3 separate regions of the Homo sapiens genome follow, and all the other regions are linked to region 2. Evidence: chromatin loops called from intact Hi-C (ENCODE). Cell type or tissue: mammary epithelial cell. All regions are shown on one strand. Region 1 overlaps HORMAD2 (HORMA domain containing 2). Region 2 has its middle 61 kb from the start of LIF-AS1. Region 3 has its middle 15 kb from the start of LIF-AS1.

Evidence for each region. Hi-C counts contacts between places; a loop is a spot of excess contacts. Peaks named below come from ENCODE experiments on the same cell type or tissue, not always from the same donor. Only the 100,000 strongest peaks of a DNase experiment are listed, where the experiment ranks them.
Region 1: a loop joins it to region 2, with 4 times the contacts of the local background. A loop is called at or near these places in 7 of 110 quality-filtered maps.
Region 3: a loop joins it to region 2, with 1.8 times the contacts of the local background. A loop is called at or near these places in 8 of 110 quality-filtered maps.

The regions. Positions count from the first base shown.
Region 1 is chr22:30,114,415-30,116,914 of GRCh38, forward strand. All of the region lies in intron 7 of HORMAD2 (HORMA domain containing 2), which reads left to right. Among named protein-coding and RNA genes, the nearest start is that of HORMAD2, 35 kb to the left of the region's middle. In mammary epithelial cell, a CTCF peak has its summit at 1,513; a DNase peak (open chromatin) is centred at 2,127; H3K27ac peaks cover 880 bases.
Region 2 is chr22:30,177,210-30,179,709 of GRCh38, forward strand. It overlaps a transcript of HORMAD2 not described here. Among named protein-coding and RNA genes, the nearest start is that of LIF-AS1, 61 kb to the right of the region's middle. In mammary epithelial cell, a CTCF peak has its summit at 1,184; no DNase peak of the experiment used is centred here.
Region 3 is chr22:30,223,062-30,225,561 of GRCh38, forward strand. No RefSeq gene overlaps it. Among named protein-coding and RNA genes, the nearest start is that of LIF-AS1, 15 kb to the right of the region's middle. RefSeq lists enhancers at 1-322, 323-822. In mammary epithelial cell, a CTCF peak has its summit at 1,225; a DNase peak (open chromatin) is centred at 1,240; H3K27ac peaks cover 1,716 bases.

The sequences.
Region 1 (2,500 bases), 63 kb before region 2:
CCTAAAAAGCATCCACAAGTTACATTATTTTATGATTGCTATTTAGCATCAAGTCACTGATAAAACTATTTAGCTCCCTGATCTCATTCTCTTATGTACTCAAAAACAACATTCTAACATAAACATCGTCTTTGGCATTCATCTCATATTGTGCCATGTTTCTTGAGTTATATGCCTGGAAGTATATCCTTTCCTAAACAAAATTGCACAAACAATAACAATGTTTATATATGCCTGAAGCAAAAATACACTAGACAGTTGGATTAAAATTTGCAGCACTCTTGTGAAGAGTATGTCATGGTATAACAATTGAGAACCTCTGGCTTAAATCAAACAAGTGTGTGTCCCTAGTTCAGAAGGCCAACTGAGTTTTCAGCATTCTACAAAGTTATGGTACTTCTGTGCTATAAGTTTTGTTCTGGTTGCTCCATCTCATGAAAGAGATGACCAACGAAAGTAACTAAGCATCTAAGTAAACTAAGTACTAAAGTAGTGAAGAGTGATAGTGTAGCTTTTCTATAGGAACACACTACAAAATGAGTAGCAAGTATTAGTAAAACATGTAAGCCAAAATGTAAATAAGATTTACACAGCTTAATGCATATAAGACCATATAGAATTATTATATATGAATATGGTGAAGGCATAAATCTTATGGTTTCACTATCTATTCCTTTGTGCCTGTTTACCATTGGAGGTGATCAATACTCTTTATTTTTTATTTTTTTAAGAGACAGGCTCTCCCTCCATCACCCAGGCTGGAGTTCAGTGGTGTGATCTTGGCTCATGGCAGCCTTGACCTTCTAGGCCCAAGCGATCCTCCAACCTCAGCTTCCCAAGTAGCTGGGACTGCAGTTGTTCGCCACAATGCCCAGTTATTTTTTAAAATTTTTGCAAATGTGGGGTTATGTTGCCCCGGCTGGTCTCAAAGGATCCCCTTGCCTCAGCCTCCCAAAATGCTGGGATTACAGGTGTGAGCCACTGCACTTGGCCAACACTCACCTTTAATAGATTGCCTCATAAACTTAACTATAAGTAGTGTCCATTTCTAGCCACAATATACTTTTAGATACTTTATTTTAGAAAAAAATCGTTGTAGGATGAAATCCTAAGTAAGCATGAACTCTACCTTGGCCAAATATTTATTCATTCAGCAAATATTAATTGGGTTCCTTTTATGTGCCTAGCACTGTTCAAGGTATAAAAACACAGGGGTGAATGGGATAGGCAAGATCCCTGCTCTCTAGAAGCCTACGTTCTTATGAGGTAGGATAAACAATAAATAAATAAATAAAAATTAGTACAAACAATTTCAGATAGACATAGTGCTATGAAGAAAATTTTTTAAACAGGTGATGTACTAGAGAGTGCTGAAGTGGAGAATGAAGAAGGAGGGATTGGATGGCTGTGTTAGATTGGGCAGTTCCTAGGAGGCATCCCTGAGAGGCTACTGTTTGAGCTGAGATGAATAACCAGAAGGAGTCAGCCCATGCAAGTCTGTGAAGGGCAATGGCATGTGACAGGCCAAATAACACCACAGTTAACATCACAGGCATTGGCGTCAAATCGCAGTTCTACCACTTACTAGCTACATCAATAATGAGACTAATGTCTACTTCAGAGTGTTGGCTACACAAGGAGATGAACTTGTGAAATATTTAGGGCAGTGCCTGAATATTATTATTATCATTAACCGGAGACCACATGTTCCAGAATATAGCTGTGCAAAGGCCCTAAGACAGGAAGGAATCTTGGGTGTTTGAGCATAGAAAAGGTGCCATGAGCCTGGAGCTTAGCTGAGTGCAAGGGAAAGTGGCCAGAGATAAGGTTAGAGAGGCAGACAGGGGACAGATGGGTAGGGCCTTGCAAATCAAGATAACTTTTGGATTTTATTTTAAGGGTGGTGAGAAGCTAATGGGGGTTTTTAAGAAAATGAGTGACATGGTCTGATTTGTATTTTCAAAAACTACTTTTGGCTGCAGAACAGAGAATGAGCATCAGATGGACTTGCAATTTGCTTTAGAGATAGACCTGAAAAGTCTTGCCAATGGGTTGGAATGTGGAGGGAGAAGGAGAGGCTGCATATGTTGCTGCTGCTTTGGCCTATGTGACTATATTTAGTATGATTCATAGAAACCACTGATGAGCAGTTCAATGGTTCATCTTTATTAGGCAACACATTAGTCTGAAAAGTGTTATATGAGGTGTTAAGAATAGTGCCTGCTGTAAATATACTTTCCTAGATAAGCCAGAGTCAGACTGAAGTTAATTAAGGATTAGCATCTTCTGTAAAACAATTATAACTATAACTCTTTTATTAGTTGCTTCAGGGATCAAATAATAAAGTGTAAATAAAATTATCAACTACTAAAACAACCTACTCTTGTTACAATTTAAAAAAACAAAAGATCACTCAGAGCATTAAAAAGCTAGAGTTGATTGAGAAACATGGGCAGGCAGGAAGAATGAGCATTGTTTGCTTGGCAGAGCAATTACACCC
Region 2 (2,500 bases):
CCTCATTTCTACTAAATCAAACTCTCAGGTTCAGGCACTGTGGAAAACTCTCCAGATTCTAACACACACACACACAAAATGGAGAACCAATGACCTCTGACCCAGACTAAAGTGAATCTCTGTAGGAAAATCCCAGGGAGCCTGCCTGTTCAGCACTGCCCCTTGCCAGACTCTCAGCCATTCTTGACTATCTAGGGCAGCCTACCAAACTGGGGTCTTAAATTGGGCTATAGCACTGGGGCCTGCAGGCAAGGAGGAGCATTTCCCCTTCTTTTAGCATATTAAGTGGACTCATGAAAGCCTGCTCTGCCACTGAAAGAAGGAGGGGAAAGGTATTGGACTTATATCCTTGATAGAATTGTAGACTGAGTCACTATAATTTCTTTGAAGAGAATCACATAAAGAGATTAGCTGTCTAGTAGAGGAATTAGGTTTGTGTCTCTCCAGAGAGAAGGTCTAAGAGCAAATCAGTAAAGGCTATAGGAGATCAATTTATAAGGAGGAGCTTTTTTTTTTTTTTTTTTTTTCAACATAATCTCAGCTCACTGCAACATTGACCTCCCAGGCTCAAGTGATCCTCCCACCTCAACCTCCGGACTGGCTGGGACTACAAGCATGTGCCACCATGCCTGGCTAATTTTTGTGTCTTTTGTAGAGATGGGGGTTCGCCATGTTGCCCAGGCTGGTCTCGAACTCCTGACTTCAAGTAATCCAGCCACCTCAGCCTCCCAAAGTGCTAGGATTACAGGCATGAGCCACCACACCCAGCCCAGGAGGAGCTTTTTAACTCTACAATTGTCAGTTGTCAAAATTTTGAGATGGGCTACCTTGTGAGTTAGTGAGCTTGTCTTCACTGCAGGTATTTGAACACAGAGGAGCTTCACAAAAACTCTATAAAGACTCTCAAAGCAAATTAGCACTACTGAGTAATTAGTTAATCTGGATTTCAAAAGGAACTATTTTGCTTCAAGGGGAATTGAGCTCATAATCTGTATTTGTGATAGTCATAAACTTAGCCTAAGGCTGACAGATCCTTTAAGTCAAAGTCTCAAATCTGAATCTATCTAGAAAATTTCTATAGTGATTTTATTATCTCTATTAACACCTCTTTCCCCATCTGAACAGTCTTTATCACTGCCAGTAGGTGGACTGTGTGTTTCTGAGGCAGTGTGTATGTGAGACAACAGAGAAGTTTCTGGGCCTGTGCCCTTGGCTGGGCACACACGGAAGGAGATCTGTTACCAAGGGAATCTGAGAACTGTGAAAATGTGAACTATCTGATTTTACACAGCAGAGCTCAAATATGCAACCAGCTATCAATATTGGAGTGTATTCAGTTCTATCTACTGAATGATTTATTAGAAGGAAAGAAATCTTTTCTCTATTCATTTTGGTTCTTAATTGTAATGGGATGAATAAACACAAGTGCATCAAGGAGCTGACACTTTAGTGAAAAGAATGAAAACAGGCCCCATGCTGGGATGCCTGAGCTGTTCTAGACCAGCCATTCCCTCACTCTGACTGTGCTTGGTTCATCAGTGTGATCACAAAGATTAGATGATGATAGTTGGAAACTGAGACATTATTAAATAAAAAGTTATGTAGGGGAAATTTGAATTTGGCTGTTTGGGGTTTTTCTGTCTTTACAGAAATTTGGTCTAGCTGGAAAGACATGGGTTAGGTTCATGATTGCCGCCAGCCTTTGAAGCCAGGCACCGAAACCACACCTTCATTTCCCCTCTTGCAGGTCCCTCTGCTGTCTGGGTCCTTTCATTCTCCAGCTCACCTCTTCCAGGAAGAGGCTGGAAATGTTCATCAGTATCAAAGTTGCATTCACATGAGTTCAGAGTTGTGTGTGTGTTCTTAAAATTCCACTAACCATTAGAGCCAACTTTAATGTATCTTAAAATTGTCAATTTATGGTTTCAAACCCAACAGTATTGGATATTTAGGGACTTCCACAAAATATTATAATAAAATAATTCTCAGTTATAATCATCATCATTTAGAAAGAGGTCCCAAATAATAAAATGAAACTGAACACACTATGCATGTAAGAGTTAAGTCAAGGTCTGCTACAATGTAGGATTCTAGATTCTGTACAAGCGAGAAAATGCCTAAATGTATCCCCTTTAGACATTTTTAGTTTGTTTAAAGGAAAAAAAGGTAATATTTTCAGTGTGACTGTGTGATTTGTGTACTGAGGTCATGGCTGAGACTTGATACATAATTTCCAGTTTTGATAGAGAAGGAGGACACCCTTGTCTTAGTTAAAAAGAAAAAAGCTTTTATTAATGGGCCCTTGGGTTATCCATTGGTAAAGTCAAATTCCTATTTAGAAATGGCAAGACTTGAGGTCCTAAGGAGCTAATCTGCTCATATAATATCCCCTTGGGTGCACAATATCTCTGCAATTAGAGTTTTGCCGTCTGGGAGGAGCAAACTCAGTCTTACAGTAGGTGGTGGCTCACAGGTACCACTGGCTATGTGTAAACTATTC
Region 3 (2,500 bases), 46 kb after region 2:
CTCCCTTCATCCTTCCCCCACCCATCCCATTCACACCCCATCTTTTATTATATTCCAGCACCTCTGTGCTCCCCTAAATAGCACCGTGTCTAGGGTCTCCATGTCCGTCTTCCCACTGGACGCTGGGCTCTTGGAGGGCCAGTTGGCTCTTGTTCAACTCTGGATCCCCACATAGTAGGGATTCACCACACATGTACTAAGGGACTGAGGACTGAGGCAGACACATCGGCTCAGGGGTATCCGTGAACCAGCCCTGGTCAGCTGGGGCTGCCTGACTCTGCAGCCCTCGAGTCCCCTGAATGCACCCCTGGGAAGCAGCCCGCTGTCCGGCTCCTCCGTGCACAGGTCTCTAACCCAGAGAGAGGCCCACAGTGTCCACCGGAAGGACGAGGGGCAGGACGTGTGGGCAGGAGCCTCCCCTGTAGGAGGAAATGACCTGGATAATGAGGGTGACCACAGCCTCGTTCATGAAACCCCAGATACCCGACCTGGTCTCTGTCTTCAAAGCCAGAAGGAGGACGCTTTAGGGGAAACAAGGGAAGTCCCACGGGGAAATGGTCAGGCGGAGGGCGTTCCTGTTAACTGAATATTCTGATTAAGTGGGAGCCATAGCATGGGCTGGCAGGAAGCCCACCGCCCTTTGTGGGGCTGTCTTTGTGGGGTTTCTTTCGTAGAGCGATGAAGATTTGAACTATGTTGGCAGTTTCCAAGCTTTCCGGGTGTTTTTATTTTGGTTTTAGCAGAAGAAGTCCCTACTTCTTAAAGGAAAATCTCATGTAATATCCCATATGTAAAACCCCATCCCAAGGCCAGGAGTGGTGGCTCATGCCTGTAATCCCAGCACTTTGGGAGGCCAAGGCAGGTGGATCACTTGAGTCCAAGAGTTCGAGACCAGCCATGGGTAGCATGGTGAGACTCCATCTATACAAAAAGTAAATACAAAAATTAGCAGAGTGCAGTGTGTGTGTCTATAGTCCCAGCTACTCCGGAGGCTCAGGTGGGAGGATTGTCTGAGCCCAGGAGGCAGAGTTTGCTGAGATTGTGGCACTGCACTCCAGCCTGGGTGACAGAGCAATTCTCTGTCCCAAAGAACAATAAAAAAAAAACCCTTCCCAAAGTGGCTCTGAGTCACCTGCCAGCCCCACAGAGATCCTCAGAGCCTGGTTAGAAACTCCCAAGGTTTCTCTGAGGTCCTCCTGGCTGCCGTGATCTGCGATTCTGTAACTGACCCCACCTAATGGTGAGGCGCATCCCAGCTTTACAGGATGCCCTCAGGGCTCTGCAAGGTTGCCGGTGAGAGCTGTGACTCGGGCTATCCTCGAACATGCTGAGATGGAAAATTCTGGTCATCCGAGTATTCTGTTTATTTCTGTGGGTCCCTTGGTAAACAGGAATTTACAGTACCCAGCAAAGATAAACTTATGGAACTCATTACCCCAGAAAGGGTTACAGACCAGGGACATGAGCACACCCGGTCAGACCCTGCGGTGTTTGGATGACAGAGCCCTGAATGGAGACACCCCAGGTCTGGTCCCAGCCTGACAGCAGTGGCCACAGCCTCAGGAGAGCCACTGTCACAAGGCCGGAGCTCTGAAAAGACTCACAAGCATTTTCTCATCGCTTTGAGGTTTACCATGCATTCCTTTCCTTTTTTTACTGATTGAGGAACTGAGGCTCAGAGAGGTGGAGTCCCTTGCAAGTGGCTGAAGCCAGAGTTCTCAGCTTCACTATCAGGGGCTCCCATGCCATCCACTGAGTGACCAGAGCAAAGCTGGGCTTGCCCTTTTAACCTGGAAACTGGGGCTTTTCGATGGGAGCCCACCTTCCCGTGAACATGCGTGGGTTGAGTGACTGCCCTCAGGTCAGGATTGAATTAGACTCTGATAATAGAAAGATGGGCCAGGCACAGTGGCTCATGCCTATAACCCCCAGCCCTTGGAAGGCCAAGGCAAGAGGATCGCTTGAGACTAGGAGTTTGAGACCAGCCTGGGCAACAGAGCGAGACCCTGTCTCTAAAATAATTAGCCAGGCATGTGGCACATGCCTGTAGTCCCGATTGCTGGGGAAGCTGAGATGGGAGGATTGCTTGAGCCCAGGAGTTTGAGATTATAGTGAGCTATGATCATTGTACCACTGCACTCCAGCCTGGGTGACAGAGTAAGACTCTATCTCAAAAAGAAAAGAAAAATGGATAAAGACATAGCCCTTAGGACAAAGGGCCAAGAGTTAACTTTACCAGGCAGCTGGAGAGGGGGCAAAAGGAGGTTTTGCTGAGAAGGAAGTGTCCGGGCTGATCTGGAGGCTGCGTAATCAAGTAACAGATGGAGGCAGCAGGGAACAGCATTTCCTCATAGGGAACAGCCTGAGCTAAGTGGAAGAGGCATGAGGAAACATCCCAAAAGATTCCTCCAGCTAACTGCCAAGAGTACTGGTGGGTCATTACAGAATGATGAAGAAGGGAGGGCTGGTGTCCCAGGATCAATATCCCAGAGAAGGAATA